Regions from separate parts of the Mus musculus genome. Here all the other regions are linked to region 3. A link is a loop called in an ENCODE intact Hi-C map of the cell type or tissue named here. Cell type or tissue: heart. All regions are shown on one strand. Region 1 holds the start of Fbxo22 (F-box protein 22). Region 2 holds the start of Tmem266 (transmembrane protein 266). Region 3 holds the start of Ube2q2 (ubiquitin-conjugating enzyme E2Q family member 2). Region 4 overlaps Nrg4 (neuregulin 4).

Region 1 (5,000 bases), 60 kb after region 3:
TGTGGCACTTGTGCATTTTATGTGTGGTGTTAGTTTCTCTTGATTCTGTTGGTTAAGAGGGCAGAAAAGATATCTGGTATTCTTGGTCACTTGGTTACCCTAAATATATGATTGCCAGTGGCTCAGATGACAAGTGACAAGACAGAATTCTTCAACACATTATTAAGTTCCTTATGCCTAAGGCAAAATCTTGAATACATTATTGAATTCTAATTTCCTAATGGCTAGCAGATTGACAGCTGCACATTTGGCATGCTTTGGGGTTGGGTTTTTTTTTTTTTTTGATTTTATTTTTCATTGCAGATTTATTTGGCAATGTACAGTAAATTTTGTAAACTTGCATCAAGTTTATGAATAAAGAACCATTTAAAAATCAGTTTGTCACCTTTCCCTCTTATGAGATGCTATAATTCAGGCGTCTATAGGCTCTATATTGAATTTCTAGTGTAGGCTGTTTAAAGAGAAGATGGGGTGTGGGGAGGTTTCAGAAGTGGAGATGAAGATACTGAGAGGGATAGGGAACCTAGAATTGGTGTGTACACACATAGTGTATTCAGTTTTTCTTTAACCATTCCCTTACTGCGTTCTTTAAATTCAAATACATGTGGGTTTCTAGTGCTGTTTTAATTAATGTCTCTAATGTTCTTAGGGTACTATTAGCACAGTTCCTCTTGTACACTCAAGGCCTCTATACACACCACTATCTGTAGATCTCATCAGAATCTCAGCAGAAGGAAAGCCTTTTCTTTCCTTGACTGAAATTCCTGTGCCAGTTTCATGTTTGGTTTGAATGTTATGTCTCCATGTACAGCCTCCCTACTTCATTCAGAAACAGTTGTTTTTTCTGAAGGTTGCCTTAGCTGAGGAAATGTTCAGAAGTCCTCCTCTTAAACATACTGACCCTTGGTGTTCATTCCCTAGTCGTCATAACATGTTCCCGCACCCCACCCCCACCCCAACCAGTGCCTGGTGAGAAGAGTGGAGCCACAGAGCAGTTTGGAAGTTCTAGAAGTAGGATTTAGGGCTCCTGGAGAGCCCAGAGCTGCTGGGGTTTTTTATTAACGGGAAGCATTGAAGTTTTCACACATTCCCAGTGTATCGTGGTGTTTTGGAGACTGTATGATGCGTCCATGTTTGCTACTTAAGTCTTAAGGTTTCCAGAGTAAAGTGGCTGCTGCTTGTTGAGGGCTTGTTCATGTTTTTTTGTGTTATCTTACATATTTTGCAGTAGGGTCTAGATTGTTTTCGGCTTTTGACCCTCCTGCCTCCAGCTTGCTAGATGCAAACATGCATCATCTTGTCCAGCTCAAAATGTTCTAATGGGTTATCACAGTGTAAAAGATCTAGAAGCCAAAACAAGAAGCACCAGGTCAGGCCAAGTAGCTGGGGACAAAGTGCCCCTCAGTCAGGAGACAACCTATTCAGTTGAAATGAAGCAGCCTCTACTGTTCTTTCATTTGTGGTTCGGGAATGTATGGTGTTGGGCTTCATCCCCTGTGATTCTGTATGTAGCCCTGCAGGGAAGAGCCAGCAGGAGCCAAAGAATAATGGCTCCTGTGTGAAAATATCTATCTGGTTTGGCATGTGCTTTCTGTAGCAATTAATAGTGCCAAAGAATGGCGAGTGCTATTTATGTCTACTCGCTTAAAACTTAAGACCTAACGAGTTAACCAGATTGACCAAATAGTGTTTGCAGCCGGCTTAAACGCCAGGCTGCCTCCGGTCCCTTCCGGGCGGAACTGTGCAGGCCGGTGCACCGCCGCAGCGGCGTGTCCAGTACCGGAAGCGGCCCACCGGAAGTGGCGCGCGCCTGCTCAGGGAGCTCGGGTTGTAGGTGGTGCGCCGGCCGCTCCGGTACCCCTGAGACTCTGTAGGGCCTTCGGGCCGGTAGGCGAGGAATGGAGCCGGCAGGCGGCGGTGGCGGCGTCTCCTCCTCCACAGATCCGCGAAGCACCTACGTGCTGAGTAACCTTGCGGAGGTGGTGGAGCGTGTGTTTACCTTCCTGCCGGCCAAAGCGCTGCTTCGGGTAGCCGGGTGAGGGCGAATGGGGCGGGAGGAGACCTTCGTCCCGGAGGGTGGCGGGGTCGCCTCTGCCGGGACCTCTGCCCGGGTTTCCTAGTGCTTAGCTGGCGCTGCGAGGCTGCTGACGGTGGGAACCGGCCGCCCGGCGGCAACCCTTTGTGCTTTTGCATCCCCAGAGTATGCCGCCTGTGGAGGGAGTGTGTACGCAGAGTGCTGCGGACCCATCGCAGCGTGACCTGGATCTCCGCGGGTGTGGCTGAAGCGGGCCACCTGGAGGGACATTGCTTGGTGCGCGTGGTAGCTGAGGCGCTTGAGGCAAGTATGGAGTTATGCGTTGGACAGTCACTTGCAGGACTGGTGGGCCATCTTGGAGAACTTTTTAAAAAATCAAGATTGTGATACATATCCTTGCTTTCGTTAACTCGGAGAACCTATGCTCGTATTCTGGCTTTTGTAGTAAACGTCAGGTTTTGTAGGGGCGTACTGCGGTTTAGTCATTATTAGATGTTGGGCAATTGAAGTATCCAGGTGTCCACTATTACAAGGCCGTACAGAGCCTTCCTTAACTTGCCTCAATTTTGCAATGAAGGTGTTGGGTATCGCTTGCCCAGGGTCTCACACTAGAACCGGAAGAACTAAAACTTCTACCTAAATACGTAAACCACATTCCTTTTCTCATTTTTGTCCCTGGATCCAGGAGAGTCAGTGTTCAGGGAGGTGAAGACAGATTATAGAGCTGATAGATAGTGAATCTCCAGTATCTCACTGAGTGGCAGGGGCCCTCGTGAGGAAATTGCCAATTTGATGCCCTATTATCGCTTAGTATGTATAATAGGCAAATAGGAATGTTCTACTTAACCACAATATAGTCTCCACATTGGGAAGTTATCATTGATGTATGTGTCGATTCTTTTGGTGTTGAGTTTGGTTTTCAACTTGATCCAGAAAGAGGGAACTCAAGTTAAGTGCCTGCCAAAGATTGACCCGTGGACAAATCTGTAGGCCACTCTCTTGATTAATGTTTGGTGTGGGAGCCAAAGTGCCCCAGTGCTTTTCTTAAGAGCAGAAGGATTTGATTCTGTTCCCAATGAGTAACTGAAAGGCGCGCTCCTTTGGTTTGTATGTTTCTCCAACCTGACTTTCTGTACCAGCCCCAACACTTAAGAAAATTCAAGGCACAAGTTGAGTGTGACTGGGATTTATTAGATTTTTTTATCCCATTACCTTAAATTCCTTGATTTAAGAGGTGTCTGCCAGAAACTTCTGCCTTTAAATTTTCTGTCCTGTTGCAGTTAATAAGTATTTGTCTGTAGAGAAGCTTTGAAACTTACTTTTCATTCTCTTCCACTTTGTTCACACAGCACTCATACATACGCTTGGTCTCTTGTGTAGAGCTGTACCTGTTACTGTTAGACTCTCCTTGGTACTCACACAGTCTTTGTGTGGCTAGTGAGCACTCAAGCCAGTTTTATTGTCTCTTAGGGATGACCTTTCTTTTGGCACCAGTTGTCTTCAGCTTGTATTTCACCTGCTTCATTCAAGAACTTAGTAGTTTCACTAATAGTCTTGGTTTCTTTTAGTGGAGAATGGTATTTAATTTAGACTCTAAGGTCAGTACTGTGTAAGTCTACTCACTGTTTTAAGGGTTTGCTTCCTCTAGCCTAGACAGGAATATGTGTGTATGTATATGCATATGCAATTGTTCTTTGGTATTGTCAGGGTAGTCGATGCACCATATTGAATTCCACAGCTGCTCAAGTTCCTTATAAAGTGGTATAGTATTCTGTTAACCTATATTGCCCACCCTTATTTAAATTCAAATTTCTAGATTATTTATACCTCATATAAGGTATAAATGTAGACTATATTAGGAAATAAAGACAAAAAAGTTTGTAAATATAGCATAGATTCGGCCCCTCCCCCATTTTAAAAAAAAATAGCTGCATTTGACTCATTGGATGAAGAGAGAGGTGATGACTTTATGTGTGTCTGGAGCTGTATCTCTGTCAGTGCATGGGGACACATGAGTTGCCTTAGGTACATCCACTTCCTCTATGTTCATATTTACACCTCCCTTATCGTCAGTGAGAAACTTGGCTCAGAGTTCCTCCCACCCACCCCTTCTCCTCTGAGAGGGGGCCCCTCCATACATACCTCCCCCAACCCCCACCCCAAATACCATCAAGTCTCTGCCAGATTAGGTATTTCCTCTCCCACTGAGGCCAGACTAGCTAGCCTTGGAGACTGAGCTGCATGCAGTCTGCTGTGTATGTCCAGCCATGTATGTTCCTTGGTTGGTGGCTCAGTCTCTGAGAGCTCCCAGGGGTCTGGAAACCTGGCGCACTCGTGCTTCCCCCTCCTCTCTCTGTGTGTCTGTTTGTCTGCCTGCCTGCCTGCCTGCCTGCCTGCCTGCCTGTCTGCCTGTCGTGTATCTCAATATGTATACGTGTGCACATGCCCGTGGAGGCCAGAAGAATGCATTGAATCCCTTAGAGCTGATTGTGATCTATATGAACTTTGTCCTCTGAAAGAGCAGCAGTCCTCCGAAATGCTGAGCCATCTCTCCAAACCCTGGTTCTTATTTTTAGTGTGCTAGCCCTGAGTGTGGTGTCTTTTTTCCATGCTGTCTTGTGTGGGTTTTCTTCTTTGCTCTTTTGGACTCTTGGACTCACACCCAGACAGCTGGCTAGCATCTCGCTTGTCTGTTGGATTACTGTTTCTCTCTGATACATTGATCAAAACCCACAGTCCTTATTGGAGCATCATGTACAGTGAGGAAGCTTAAATCTGCAGTTTGGTAAAATAAATCATTAAATTATAAATCACAAAGTACCTTCAATGATAAGAAAATCTTGATAAAGGGGCTGGAGAAATGGCTCCGTGGTGACCGATAGTTGGCTTCTCTTCCAGAGGATCCAAGGTCATTCCCAGCATCAGGGGTCACAGCTGCCTACAGCTACAGCTGGTTTCTGAGGGC
Region 2 (5,000 bases), 170 kb after region 3:
TACCTCTCTACCATATACAAAAGTATTTCCAGGAATGATCACGAAACAAAATGTTAATAGGCAGGAAATAAAGATAGTGAAAACTCTACTTATAAGCCAACATAAAACAAAATACATTTTATAGTAACAAAGATCTAATGGAATTTATTAATGTCTTGGGAAGAGATACCTACATATTGGTCTTCCACAGTACTAAGCTTCACGCTATTTTCAATTTTCCAGATACAGTCTTTAGCCTTGAAGCAAATATTAACGATTAATAAAGTTCAAAGTCAGACATATCTGAATTCAATTATTCAAATCACAATTACACACACAAACTAAAAATAGGTAACGGCCAACCAAACTTATAACTCAAAGTGTTCCATTTTCTTTCGCTCTTAAACACCACATACTAAGTGGAGTGTGGTGGTCCATTCATGAGGGTGACACAGGAAGATTACCCTGAGTTTAGGATACATGGAATGAAACCCTGCCTCAAACAAAAACAACAAAACCTTACACATATGAAAAACTCCCAGTGGCTTCATAGAAAGGCAGTGCTAGACTCCTTGCTGCCTGTGTCTTCATCCTCCCATGTTTAGCAGCATGTTTAGTAAGACACTGACATTCACATGTAGGGAGGGATGGTGTTAAGATATGAACTTCAACTCTTGACTTGCCTTGAACTTTTATGACGTACTTGGAATACACCCAGCAGCTAAGGTCATGTTTAACTAAAGATCAATTGAAGCACAGGGTTCTCTAATGCTGATGTACAGTAGAAAGTATGCCAACAGATAAATGGTTAAAATATGTTAATTTGGAGGGGTGCTAGTGATTAAGTCTAGTGCCTTCTTCCAGTATGAAACTCTCCATTTTTCTCCTTGCCTCCCATCCCCCTCTCTTTGTGTTTTATCAGGGACTGAACCTTTTTCTTTTAAGATTATTTTGAGAAAGATCTAGCAAATGTACAGGTTAGCCTCAAACTGTCTATGTAGTTAAGGTGGGCCTCAAACTTTTCATCCTCCTGCCTCAGTTTCCTGAAGAGTTATAGGTAAGTACCACTATGCTCAGTAAGAAAACCTTTTGCAGTTGTTTATTGAGGCCGAAGGAATGCATGCTATTGTACTTTCTGTTGCATCTAATATAGACTATCTGCATATGAATATTGCTAATTGTGTCAAATATATTTACTCATTAAAGCTACCTCAGTAGGATTTTAAAAAGAAACCTGCTGTTAGCAGTTACTGTGACTACTTAAGCCTCGGATAAATATCACCCAACATAACAGAGTCTACTTCTCAGCTCTCCTGGACACAGCGTGGCTCTTCTCTGCACAGTCCACATTAGCAAAGCTGTGTTATAAGGCATTTAGAAGCACCCACAAAATATGCACATGTAGATAAACATCAACAATTTAGGACTTGGCATAAAACTCCAATTTTCACAAATTATGAGGCATCAGATCTGGATATTTTTTCCAATTAGTAACTTAAACAGAAGTTTTTATTCTGAGACCAATTTTTTTTTTCAGATATTCATAGGACCAACATCATCTTGAATTTACCTTCTCATAATCTTGCTGCCATGGAATGAACACACACAAAATTCTGTTTGTGTGATTTTGGTGCTCTTGAAAAAACTGTCTGCCCTCCTTCCTTTCCTTCCTTCCCTTCTCCCTTCCTCCCTTCCTTCCTTCCCTCCTCTCTCCCTTTCTGATTTTGGACTTTTGAAGGAGGGTCTTATTATATAGCTCATGCTAGCCTTGAGCTTCTCTCCTGCCTCAGTTTCTCCAATGCTAGGAGTACTGGCATACATTGACACTCAGAAAAAAGGGGAGTGCAATTTTTTTTTTTTAAGTAAAAGGTCTGACTTACTTCTAAGGCATCTTGCCATGGATAGTATGCCAATGATACCACCTTAGAAACAGTGTTGTCTGTCAAGAAAGCAACACACACATCTTAAGCAGTCTCTTCCATCCTGCATTTTAGCGTGTTTTCTTGACGCTCTGTAACTCCTTTCCACGTGCACAGAAAGGCCTCCCTCCCATTCCTCACCTGCCACAAATTGAAGCAACACCTGTGCTGTTTGGAGCTGGAGGAGTTCCCAACCTCCGCTATCAGCACTGATCGCCTGAGGCAGTTAGAGCCAAAATTCCCAAGTCAATCTTCTGGAAATTAGATTGCAATGCGCTTGAGAGGCTCCACAATCTGACTCTAAACAAGTGTTTGTTACTGATTCATGAAGACCGAGCAAGCTGAATAGCAATAGTGAGACGCCTGCTGTGGGTTTCAGTTTTAGAGCAGTGTGGTAATCCTTCTCTGGATCTCAGGATTTGGTGTATATGAGAAGAAGAACAGGCAACATTAGAGAAAGTAGAGCGACATCTTGTCGCTATGTCCCCAGTCCTCCTCCCCCGTGTGCACGAGTTTGTGTGTGTGAGTGAATATCATCGAGCTAAGGTTTCAACACCCTAAAGAAATCAGGATTTTAATTCGGGCATGTGTTGTGGTAGTGACACACCACCAGGGGGAAGCATAGAGCTGACAAGTTGCAAATGTTAGGGGATTTTTTTAATTTCCATAGGGTTTCCGGGAAGGGTAGAGAGAGAAAAGACACGTGTAACTGGGCATACAGCTGAGTGGCAGAACCCTTGGGTAGCACAAATGAGGCCAGGATTCAATCGCCAGTGCTGCAAAACCAAACAAGCCAGAACGAAATGGCAAAAGATGTCCTTGTGTTCCTCTCTAGTTCCTCTTAGATAACCATGGTAGAAAAAAATGTTACCCTAAAGTGACATTGTAAGTAACGTTTTAAAGTAATATCTTCAAGTAACATCTTTAACACTTACACTTAAAAGAAAAAAAAATGTATTAGAATACAAAGTTTCTGGATAAATGGATGTAGTCTAATTTTTCTCCCTGAAAATACTTGCACTACTCTTAATATTTAATTAGAGTTTTCTTTAATTAGCCTTTCTTTGACTTACAGTTTAGAGTCCATCATTGAGCAAAGCCAAGACCTGATGCAGAGGCAGTGGGAGAACACTGCTTGCTAGCTTGAATAGCCTGCTTTCTTATAGTAAGGAGGACCACCTACCCAATGGTGGCACCGCCCACAGTGTGGGAAGGCACAGCTGGACCCTTCAACATCAATCTATGTCTACAGGCTAATCTAGTGGAGACAACTCTTGGAGTGGATTCAGCCACTAACAACACACACACACACACACACAGAGAGAGAGAGAGAGAGAGAGAGAGAGAGAGAGAGAGAGAGAGAGAGTTTTCTTTCTTTTTTCTTTCTTTTCTTTCTTTCCAACAATGTCTCCCATTCGGTAGGGTAGTCTGTCTCCTCCCTCTTGATTTTCTGGCACATGGGGTAGGGGTGGGGAGTGATTAGTTTCATGCAATCTCATTAATTCCAGGGATTATTGTTTGTGCTTGTTATTGGAGTCTAATTCAGGAAATCTTTGTATCTCAATGTTTTGCCAGATGGCTAACCAGCGAAACACTGTCATGAATGCTGTTCAAAGCCCTTAAGGAAACTTAAGTGTAGTTCTACTAAATGGGGGGTCACGGGGAGGTAGTATGGAGGGAGGACAGCATTTCTACTTTCCAGTCTATTTATGCCTAGAACCAGTAGGGGGAAATCCTGTCAAGCCAAATAACTTCTACAACTGTTTTCTCCAAGGACCCCCTGCCCCCCGAAATTAGACATTACAGATGGTTAAGAAATGTTGGTAGGTGAGGACTAAACAAAGACATACTTTTCCATGTACATTCCTTGTCTAGACATTTCTGTATCTATTAAAAAACCGATCCGAGCCCTTCAGGCGGTTCTATGTATGGTCTGGGTTTTAAAGCTTTCAATTCTAATTTCTACCGTTTTGCTAGTGGAAGAGAAGGCAAGAAAGTCGCAGGCGTTCCTGAAGGCCACGTGAACCTAACCAAATAGTGATTATTCTGGAGGGGAAGCCAATGGGGGAGAACCCCAAAGTCACTCAGGAACTTTGTGCCCTAGAGAAAGAAGGGTTTCCGATCTTTAAAGTATCTAACATAAGAAGGCCAAAACCCCAAAGGAAAGCGGCTATTTTTAAAAAACTGTTTTTAAAAACTGTTCACAGCAGTAAGCTTTTTTTTTTTTTCCTTTTCACACGTGAGGCTTTTTTTTTTTTTTTTTAAACCCCCAGATTGCTCAGTCACTCTGTCTACTCTAGGCATTCTCAATCGGGACAGGCGCTTCAAGGGCAGAAAACTCTTCATTTACAATACATGACCAACACGCACAGTGTATCTGTCACGTGAGAATGTGATGGGGACCACCGAGGGGTGGGCAATGCCTTCAAAGGCTCCTTGGGGCAATGCACACACCAGGGGCGGCAGGCAGAAACCTCGGAGGACACTGCGCGCCGCTACTCACAGCACAGTGTGTGAAAACGCACCCAGGGCGGTACCGTGGGACCGCAGGCGCCCGCCCGCCCTCGGCCGCACCAGCCAGCCTCCGCTTCGAGCTCCTGCCCCCTGTCACCCGCGCCACGAGGCCCGCTTGCCCTTCGCCGGGGGTGACTGCCCACACGCGGCCCCCGCTGGTCGCAGTTTCCTAGACAGCCGCGCGGCCCCTCTGCAGCCTCCGGAACGCGCGAGCGGGAGCGGGAGCGGGCAGCGAGAGCGCAGGCGCGGGCCCGGGAGAGCCGCCGTCCCGAAAGCGCGTGCGCGCGCGCTCGAGCGGGGTGGGCGGAGGGGCGGAGGGAGCGGCGGGGCCGCGAGGGGGCGGGGGGGTGGGGGGGCGGAGAGGGGAGCCCCGGGAGCGGGAGCGCGGGCCCGGCGCTGCAGAGCAGAGCGAATCCTGAGCTCCGGCAGCAGGTACGTGTTCTTGCAGCCGGCAGCCGCCGGGGCTTCCCCGGCTGTGGCCCGGGCGGGCGGGTGAGGGAGGCAAAGGTAGGGGCCGGATCGTGGTTTGCAGGGTGACTGCCCTGGAGGACTAGGATCCTGCAGCTGACCTTCATGTCCCGGGCTGGG
Region 3 (5,000 bases):
TATTTTCAACCTCTCTCCTGTTATTTGCAGCATGGTACACCAGGAGACAGTGTTTTGTTTTGGCTCTTTTTTTTTTTTTTATGTGATAGATTAAGCTTCTTTAATTCAGATAATCTACTTATCTCTTTATGCCTCTTAGGGCTTGGTCCACTTTGATCCATTCAACAGAATAATTGTGAGATTAATACTTGTATATATCTCTAAGATATAATAGGTAAGATTAATCACAATACAGGAGCTTTTTATCATCTTATAGCATTTAGAGATAATCAACTGAAACCTGTTCCATGAGACCCAGTTCTGACCAGAATGCCCCCTGCCCTTTTTTTTTTTTTTTTTTTTTTTTTGCCAATCTTTGTTTAGAGCAGCTATGTCTGTTAGGCTCCTGAGTACCAGGGACCAGAAAAAGGAAATGACTGGTCACATCTGTGCTTAGGGCAGCAGTCACGCCTGTGCAGTGCCTTACTTCTAGCTCGAGGCCCAGGTATACGGTGCTGCAACTGTAAATCTCCATTAAGTACAAGGTTTATTGGTGAAAGTATTTTTCTGGAAAGATAAGTTGCAACTTTTCTTGGGTTCTCAGTGGAATCTGGGCCCCTTCTGAAAGCTAAGACTCACCATAACATGGTACCTCACAAATGAAAACAAAACAAAACAAACAAACACCAAAAAAACCCCAACAACAAAAACCCCAAACAATGTCTCCCCATGTTGTTCTGTTGTAATTTTAGGAGGTCAGAATCAGGTACCTCAAGACCAGTGTAAAGGGAGAAAGCAGGTTCCCTCACAGAATATAAGAATTTCAAAGCCTAGTAGTATATGCCTTTAATCCTAGCACTCAAGAGACAGAGGCAGCTGGATCTCTGTGAGTTTAAGGCCATCCTGGTCTACATAGTGAGTTCAAGGACAGCCACTGCTACATAGTGAGCCTATTTCCAAAAACAAACGAATGCATTCCTAGTCTGGCGGTGGTGCAGGCCTTTAACCTCAGCATTCAGAAGGCAGACAGTCCGATCTCTGTGAGTTCGAGGCCAGACTGGTCTACAGAGAGTGCGTTTTAGGACAGCCAGGGCTACATAGTGAAACCCTGTCTCAAAAACAAACCAATAATAATAATAAAAGAATTTCAAGATGGTGACAGCAGGGCACTAAACCAGGCCCGGGAGCCTTACTAAGCTAGGAACCCTGGGTACTACATAGGTGACATGTCTAGAAAGTTGGTCTTGCCTCTGGAAAAATGTAGTCCTCTAGTTATTTGTGAACGAACCTAGGTTATTCCAGAATTGTGTTAAGTGCTGGGGAATCAGGTAAGAGCAAGAATTTATTAAATGACACAGGTGTCATTAGGCTTTTCCTCCCCTCAATCCTAGGGGTGCTTCTCTGAATGAGATTTCAGTGTTAAGCAGAGACAACAGAAAGAAGCAATAAGTTAACCTAGGAAAGGGATACATGGTATCTACATGGTTACTTTAGCTTAGTTGGTCAGGAAGGATCAGTCTGACACATTTGAGATGTGACTTCAACAAACATGGTCCATTCTGGGAAGTCCAGCAGAAACTCAGGACGCAGAGTATCCACATTAGCGCGAGCACATAAATGTTTACGTGAAAGATTGAAATGATGATGGGAAGAAGCTGGCAGGCTCTATCATCGTCTTCGGCAAATGGGAGCGAAGGAGGGAGTACAAGTCTGGAGAGAAGGACCTTTCGGGAGTCACACTTAGAAAAGTGGTGGGTGGTTCAGCGCGGAGCGAGAGCAACATACGTGAAGGTGCTAGGCGCACACCTCTCATCTCCCCATCCCGGCCGCGCCCAGGCCAGGTGAGTGGGTGGCCGGTGGACAACCACGCGGAGGAGCAACCTCCAGGGGCCCGCGCGTTTCCTACCCGAGCCGACGTGGCCGGCGCGATAGGCCGCGCACGTGTCTGGCCAGAGGCCCCGGTGCAGCGCAGAGGCGCGCAGGGGAGCTCAGGTTCATCCTCGTGCGGTGCCGCCGGCCCAAATCCTCGGGGCGAGCGGCGGGTGCTGGGCGCGGAGCCCCGGTGTGGGGCGGAAAGGGGCTGGGTCATGAGAGGAGGGGGCGGTCGGGAGCGCGCGCGGAGCTCGCGGGCGCGCGCCGGGGCGGGGGCAGCCCTCTCCCAGGCGGCGGTGGGGGCGGCGTCGCTGTTGCCCTTTTAAGCCGCGGGGCCACCGCCTCCTGCGGGTGGAGTCGGTTACAAAGGCAGCAGCCGGCCCGGCTCCCGCACGCTCGCTCGCTCCCTCGCTCGCACGCCCGCCCGCCGAGGCCTCGCGCTCCTCGCCATTTTCCAGCCGCGCTCGGACGCGGGTCGCGGCGGCGGGGAGAGGCGGAGCCGCGAGAGCGCGGCCCGGGCCGGCCCCGCGGGGCGGTCGCGGCCGTGACGGCGGCTCCCGGCCCCGGCTCCCTTTCCTCACCCCTCCCGCTGGAGATGAGGGGAAGATGTCCGTGTCAGGGCTCAAGGCCGAGCTGAAGTTCCTGGCGTCCATCTTCGACAAGAACCACGAGCGATTCCGCATCGTCAGCTGGAAGCTGGACGAGCTGCACTGCCAGTTCCTGGTGCCGCCGCCGCCACCACCGCCGGGCAGCTCGCTTTCGCCGCCGCCGCCGCTCACACTTCACTGCAACATCACGGTGAGGCGCCGGGTCGTAGCCCCTCGGGGCCGGGCGGGGGCGGACCTGGGCGCCGCAGTCCCGGGACAAAGGGCGCCTGCCCGGGAGACCCCCGGTGTCCCGGGCACGGCCGGTTGGCGGCTGGGCCCTGGGCCCGGCCGGGAGCTCGGGCTGCCTGGTCGGGAGGAGGTGGAGGCGCGTCGCAGCACGGCGCGGGCCGGCTTTGCTCTGTTGGCCCCTCGCGGCCCCCGTCGGGCCCCGAGGTCGCCATGGCCGCCCGCAGCCGGCCTGCTCTGGGGACCGCGGCTCGTCCGTGGGCTCCTGTCAGTCGCTCAGGTGGAAAGGCTCTCAAGTATCTGTTTTAGCTACTCGTTTTCCCATCGGGTTCCAAAACCCACGTCCTTGCTTGTTCAACCAGTTCTCGTTTGTGTTTTGGTCTCCGAGGACAAACGAACACTGAAAGCCTACGTATTTAAGGAAAAAGTTTAGGACGCAACCCCGGGGGATGGTGTGGAACCATCGTTTAGCCCTGACCTGGCTTTGCGCTTACGTGTTTTGGAAAAGCTCATGGAACCTTCCACGCGGCAGGTGGTGTGGTGAGTGTGCAAGCTGTCCCACCTGTGCCCTGTGCGGAAGCCTGGACGTTACCAGGAGGGGAAAGGAGATGCTTCGCAGTTTATTACCGGGGAAGATCAAGTGGGATTGGAAGGCTGGAGAAACACGTGGGAAGTTACTTTTCTGTTTAAGGGAAATGCTCTTTAGAAACATTCAGTTGGTAAAATTATCAGATTGTAAGTGAACTCTCTCCCCCCCCCCCCTATCGAAGTGTATTATGAGGCTGACTGTTCATTGTGAAATTGATCTCATGTGCAGAAAATACACCTTATTACAACTGGAGTTAAGGTGGTAGTTTTTATATGGCTAAGATTCCTTCTGTTAAGTCAGCCAATAGATAACCCCAAGTGTGGTGGGAATTTCAAAGGCCTTAACTTTATGATAGTTATCAAACTCTATTGGAGAAGGTGGATAGTGTTAGTACTATTAGGTACTGCTATATCTGGCAAAAGAAAAAACTGCAGCAGTGTGCTTTAGTGAGGAGGGAATTCACTTTCTGAATATCTTGTTAAGCTGTTGTGGGTACTAGTGTTTGAGAACTTGGCAGGCCAGTGCCTATACAGAGAACTCAGACTTCTTGGAGCGTTTTATATAGCTGCGACAACTACTTTGATGTTATGAAATCTAAAGGGAGCATCTAATTTTGCGTAGGGAGCTGTGTTGACTAGTTTTCTGTTAACTTGACAAGTAATAAGAGAGGGAACCTCAATTGAGAAAAATAACACCTCAAGATTGGCCTGTAGGCCAGCCTATGGGGCATTTTCTTCACTAATGATTGAGGAAGGGCTCAGCCAATTGTGGTGGTTTACCCCTGGGTAGTTGGTTCTGTGATGGTGGGTATGGGCTTTTTAATCAGCACTGCATAGGCAGAGAGGCAGAGAGGGAGGCAGAGAGGCAGGCAGAGAGGGAGGCAGAGAGGCAGAGAGGCAGAGAGGCAGAGGCAGAGGGAGGGTCTCTGAGGCCAGCCTGGTCTACAGAGTGATTTCCAGGACAGCCAGAGCTATACAGAGAAACCCTGTCTTGGAAAACAACAACAAAACAAGACAAAAAAACTCACAAAAAACAAACAAACAAACAAACAAAAAAACCCCACCTAAGTAAGAAGTGTCCTCACCCCCTGACTTCTGCTTCAGTTCCTGCTTTGAGTCTTGCCCTGACTTACCTCAGTGATGGAGTGTGACCTGAGAGTTGGAAGCTGAAGTTACTCTTCTCCCATCCCCCAAGCCCTTTCCCAGTTTGCTTTCAGTCATGATGTTTTATCACAGCAATAGAAGCCCTAAGACAGGAACTGAAGGTGTGCCTCTGAGAAAGCTTTGAGTAGTTGAATGGGTGAGTACAATTTTGGAAGGCTGGCATAAGCGAGGGTGTTCCAGACCTAGGAAACTCCACCCAGATGAAATACCGACTCTTGAGAAGGATGATTTCGTAGGAGTGGACAGTTAATGCTAAGACTTGAAAAGTCCAGGCTTGTAGGCTGGTGAAGATTTTCCAAATATGGAAGGCAGAAAGTAGTAGTCAGTGAAAAGGATGGTAAGTAGACTGGCCTGGACAGCTGGAGGGTTATTCAGGTAGAACTTGGAGGTATGGGAAGAAAAGGAACAACTGACCTACATGATAGGACACTCAATTTATAGACTGGGAAGCCACACCCTTATGTTGATAAGGTGAGAAATGGTGTCTGCTTTCAGAACTACCAGTTCTTTACAGTGGTGTGGTATTAGAAAATGCATGAATGTATGGTTTTGGTTATTCCCATG
Region 4 (5,000 bases), 100 kb after region 3:
ATTTGGTCTATTATAAGCACCGAGGTTGTTATTTCTGCTCCATAAAGGTGTTCTAGAGATCAGCCTAATTCCAGATGTTTAATAAAGCTTATGACGTACTGTCAAAGATAAAAGCAAAGGGGGTTCAGCTGTATTTAATAGCAGAGGCGTTTTGGCTGTTTTCCTTAAAATACAACCTTCTACTAAATTTAGAAATGCAAAGGCCGAAACTTATCCATAAGGCATGCCAAAAACTGACCTTATAACAAAAACAAAAACAAAAACAAAACCTTAACATTTTCTGTGGTTAATAAAGTGAGCCACAAAGTTCTGAAATTCCCTTTAAAAAGAATTTGGTAAAACATACGGTGGTGTGGTGGTTTGAGTAAGAGTGGCCTCAAGAATAAGCTCATATATTTGAATGCTTAGTCATCAGGAGTAGCACAACTTGGGAAGGATTAGTTGGTGTGGCCTTGTTGGAGGTAGTATGTCACTGGCATGGACTTCGAAGTTTCAAAAGCCCAAATACAGGCCCAGGCTCAGTCTCTGTCCCTCTCTCTGTGTCTCTCTCTGTCTCTTTTTCTGTCTGTCTCTGTCTATCTCTCTGTCTCTCTCTCTCTCTCTGTCTCTCTCTGTCTCTGTCTCTCTCTGTCTCTGTCTCTCTCTTCCTGCTGCCTGCTGATCTGGAAGTAGAACTCTCAGCTGCTTCTCTAGCCCATGCCTGCCTGTGTGCTGCCATGCTTCCTACCATGCTGCTAATGGACTAAACCTCTGAAACTAGAAGCAAGCTTTAGTTAAATGCCTTCTTTTATAAGAGTTGCCACAGTCACAGTGTCTCTTTATAGCAATGGAACACTGACTAAGTCATATGGGGGCCAAGAATGCTGAGACAAAACAACAATCTACAAGTAAACAAGATGATGTGCCAAATACAGCAATGCTGTAGATGTAGATTTCCTACATCTTATTTTTGAACAACTAGTTTTCCACAGATTGCATTTGTTTTCCTAAACCCCACTGTCTACACAGAACTCAGTCTGTACAGTCACCTAGCAAATGTTTCTATCTGCCCAAGAATACCATCGCTATTGCTGCAGATGGGACATGGTGCTCAGACACAGTCACAAAAGCAGGAAGCCACTCTGGTTGGGTCTTGTGATCACACGAGGAACCTACTGTTCGCCAGGATCCTGGTGAAGCCAGAGTTCACTTAGTCACTATGGGCAACTGTTCCACCAGGTAATGCTTTGCCAAGTTCAGCTCCAATCACAAAGTTGAATGCAGTGTATTTGTTAGCTCTGATCTTTGGATAAGTCACAAGGCTGAGAGGAAAGCAGGACAGCCCACAGGGCCTCAGCCAGCTAGTGGTGCAGGTACCGATAAAGACAAACCTCTCCTCTACTCCTGCTGCTTCAACTCTGTAAGTTCTGGTCAGAAGTTCTACTTGGCTGCTTTTGTGTCTAAATGACCAAGCTGATCAAGATGCCAAAGGCTACAAGGCTCCTGGGTAGATTGCTTTTCAGAGAAAGACTTTGACATCATCCACAAAACACGTTCCCAGACACAAGGCAAACATCGCCTTCTTATTATCCAACTCCATAGAGGCCCTGTCCTTTCACCTTTGAGCTACTTTACAACTCTGTAAACCATAAACCTTGGGAGAATGCCGATGCACTCTGCTTGGTATGGGACAACAGATTGCTGTGTGGGCCCACATCAATTTCATGCTATTTACATGTGTGCACAGTACTGAATTTTTCTGAGTCTCCTTGTAAATAAGCAATTCTTCAAATACAATCCTAATACATGCTCATCTTTTTTTATTTGTGAAAATCTGATTTTCTCTTTTATAAATTTTAAAACGTTTAGACTATTTGCTGAAATGCTCAGTAGACTCGTTAGGTAGAGTGAGATCAACTGAGGTGTCACAGAAGCCTGTACACTGGGCCTTATAAGCCGGAGAGGACTGCATGCCAGGCCTGTGGGCTGGGGCAGACTGCACACTTGAGCATCTTCTCCTAGTTTCAGAGGTGAATCCAAGGGAGCAGAACTTCAGATTGGCTGGCTCCCTTCATAGTTCTGGACTTCACATTCTCTATCATTTATTTCATGGGTTTCGTTCTTGGTTCTGGTTCACTTGGGTTTAAGTTTGCTTCCATTAGTAAGATCATGAGGAAGGCCCTGGCTCAACTCTCCAGACATTTAAGCAGGTGGCTAACACTCAAGATTATCTTCATTGGGAGAGAGAGGAGATGACGTGGAGATAAAGAATCTATCCACAGAGGAGATAGTTAGAGTATAAAATCAAATTCAAGGAACTCTATGCTGCCTGATGTATATACTGAACAGCCCTAAAAGTCCGTTGTAGGACAATAAGAAATATACCTAGTATTATAATATCTTAAATATCAATGAATTAAATTAAATTATTATCATCAAAACCAAGAAACATTTTAAGAACTCAAGTTATATTAACAGATCTTTGTTAGAACACTGCTTGCTGCAGCTGTGGCTCAGAGGTTAAGAGCACTCACTGCAGATGCAAAGGACCCTGGTTCACATCCCAGCAAGTGCTGGGTGGCTCCCAGCAGTCTGAACTGTCATGTCGGGCAGTGGTGGCACACGCCTTTAATCTCAGCACTTGGGAGGCAGAGGCAGGCGGATTTCTGAGTTTGAGGCCAGCCTGGTCTACAGAGTGAGTTCAGGACAGCCAGGGCTACACAGAGAAACCATGTCTTGAAAAACAAAACAAAACACAACAACAACAAAAAGAACACTGACTGCCCTGAGTCCAATTCCCAGCAACTACATGCTGGCTCAGGGCCATCTATAAGAGGGCTCTGATGCCCTCTTCTGGCATGCAAGTGTACATGCAAAGTACTACATTTTAAAAAATTAGCGGGGCTGGAGAGATGGCTCAGTGATTAAGAGCACTGACTGCTCTTCCAAAGGACCTGAGTTCAAATCCCAGCAACCATATGGTGGCTCACAACCATCCAAAATGAGATCTGATGCCCTCTTCTGGTGTGTCTGAGGACAGCTACAGTGTACTTAGATATAATAATAAATAAATCTTAAAAAAGAAAAAATTAGCTTAATTTTGACTTAATAAAAACAGATGGTCTTTTCTCTGATTAAGAATACTGAGTGCACTGTGCATACATTTTATCTGACCTAGGTCTATTTTCCCTAAACTTATATGGGTTCACTGATCAAATAAACTATTAGTTCTTACATATTGTTAAAAAATTTAAGGATGTTGTTAGACAGTGGTGGTGCATGCCTTTAATCCCAGCACTTGAGAGGCAGGGCCAGGTGATCTCTATAAGTTCGAGGCCAGCCTGATCTACACAGCAGTTCCAGGACAACCAAGGTTACACAGAGAAACCCTGTCTTGAAAACCAAACCAAACCAAACTAACCAAACAAAACCGGAAAACTCAAGAATGTAAAACTGTTCAACTAAATCATTATTTTGATGCTCTACTTAAACCATAGTTATTTTATATCATTTATGCTTTATAATAGAATTTTTAAAGATATCTTAAAAATCTGAACCAATTAAATTGATTTTAAATAGGGTAGGACCACTGAAAGGTTAATCACCAAGTTGAATTTGTACTTAGATTTCTGTTTCTTGCATAAGGAATTTTCATTATATTAATGAAGATTTTGCCTCTTTAGTGGGTTATATAAAGGCTGTGAGTTGTACTGAGGGCACAGCTCAGTGGTGCGAACCTGCTCAGCATACAGGATGCTCTGGGTTTTATCCCTAGTATCATTTAAGGGGAAGAGAAGCAAAGTTAGAGTAAGACCCATATCTAAAAACAATGCAAAAATAAAGGTCCAGGAAGATGGCTCAGAGCGTAAAGGCACTTGCTGTAAAACTTGATGTCCTGAACCCTGTCTCCAGAACGACATGACAGAAGCAGAAATGATGTCTACAGTTGCCTTCTGACCTCCCTACATAAGCTGTACCACACACACACACCATAAAGAAATGTAAAAAAAAAAAATTAAACTTTAAAAAGTACATATGTAGCGGCAGAACGAACGGTGTGTGATGTGTCTGCGACTTGTCTACTGAACTGTCTCTTACGCTTTACAGTCCCAGATGACCCTGAACCTAGTTTTCCTTGTGAAACAGACATCAGTTACTTGGTCAAAAGCTATAGCTGATGCAAGCGAGGAGACTGCTAAGAATAACAGAGATGCATGTGAGGGCACACACTTCTGTTTTTTAAAAAAAAGTAGTTTTGCTTGAAAGTAGCAGTTCTCAGCTTTTTTCTTTTCACCTCAAAGCCAAAGGTGATGACCTTACATGGGTCAAAACTGCTATACTGGAAACAGAAACACAATGAAGAATATTGATTCATTTGAAATACAAATGATGGATACACATACATACAAATAACAGCTCAGCATTATTGACTAAGAGACTGTTGCCAGGGGTTAACTAAGGTGTTTGAATATGAAAAGATCTGTTTTGGAAATTTTGGAATTTCATTTTCTTATCATGTAAAGTGTGTTCTTGGTTCTCGGTTCCTCCCTGGCTGGGTTTACAGAGCAGATGAAATTCTGTTCTTTCCTGGACCAGACCAGAAAGCAGTGACTCAGCATCTGCCCAGGATGTGTTTCTGTGCCTGATGCTGAAGTTTGCATCCTGGATTACTTATGGGAAGAAAAATATTAACTCAAAAAGAAAGAGGAAGAGGAGGGAGGGAGAGGCAGGGACCAAGGTTCTGTATAGCTATTCTTTCTACTTTTATTTTAAATGTTGTTGTTCCTCTGAGGAGAGAGACAGCCAGGAACCCTCTCTCAACCACCGTGATGCTATAACCAAATGGCCCAACCTCTTCAATAAGGTTTTAATTTTACTTTCCCAAAACTGAATCTTGAACACAGAAAAAAAACCCCTCAAAATATCATTTATACCCCAAAAAGATACTTCAAAGTCACTGTCATTTCATTAGAGAAATAAAGACAGTAGTTAGAATAGGAACTGCTGTCATTTACATTAGA

Evidence for each region. Peaks named below come from ENCODE experiments on the same cell type or tissue, not always from the same donor. Only the 100,000 strongest peaks of a DNase experiment are listed, where the experiment ranks them.
Region 1: it touches region 3 in a loop (5-fold over the local background); 11 of 42 quality-filtered maps call a loop at or near these places.
Region 2: a loop joins it to region 3, with 2.9 times the contacts of the local background. A loop is called at or near these places in 14 of 42 quality-filtered maps.
Region 4: it touches region 3 in a loop (2.7-fold over the local background); 3 of 42 quality-filtered maps call a loop at or near these places.

What each region holds. Positions count from the first base shown.
Region 1 is chr9:55,207,154-55,212,153 of GRCm38, forward strand. It overlaps Ube2q2 (ubiquitin-conjugating enzyme E2Q family member 2), which reads left to right. Exons shown (of 13, transcript NM_180600.3): 13 at 1-376. Fbxo22 (F-box protein 22) reads left to right here and starts at 1,782. Exons shown (of 7, transcript NM_028049.2): 1 at 1,782-2,035; 2 at 2,200-2,338. The coding sequence starts at 1,899. In heart, a CTCF peak has its summit at 1,916; a DNase peak (open chromatin) is centred at 1,798; H3K4me3 peaks cover 2,101 bases; H3K27ac peaks cover 1,614 bases.
Region 2 is chr9:55,322,157-55,327,156 of GRCm38, forward strand. It overlaps Tmem266 (transmembrane protein 266), which reads left to right and starts at 4,757. Exons shown (of 11, transcript NM_172923.4): 1 at 4,757-4,844. In heart, a CTCF peak has its summit at 2,502 (motif pointing right); a DNase peak (open chromatin) is centred at 4,625; H3K4me3 peaks cover 1,337 bases; H3K27ac peaks cover 719 bases; H3K27me3 peaks cover 2,382 bases.
Region 3 is chr9:55,147,178-55,152,177 of GRCm38, forward strand. Ube2q2 (ubiquitin-conjugating enzyme E2Q family member 2) reads left to right here and starts at 2,192. Exons shown (of 13, transcript NM_180600.3): 1 at 2,192-2,649. The coding sequence starts at 2,458. In heart, a CTCF peak has its summit at 2,181; DNase peaks (open chromatin) are centred at 2,044 and 2,764; H3K4me3 peaks cover 2,798 bases; H3K27ac peaks cover 1,887 bases.
Region 4 is chr9:55,249,463-55,254,462 of GRCm38, forward strand. The region is part of intron 3 of Nrg4 (neuregulin 4); the gene reads right to left. Among named protein-coding and RNA genes, the nearest start is that of Nrg4, 32 kb to the right of the region's middle. In heart, a CTCF peak has its summit at 2,843 (motif pointing left); a DNase peak (open chromatin) is centred at 4,589.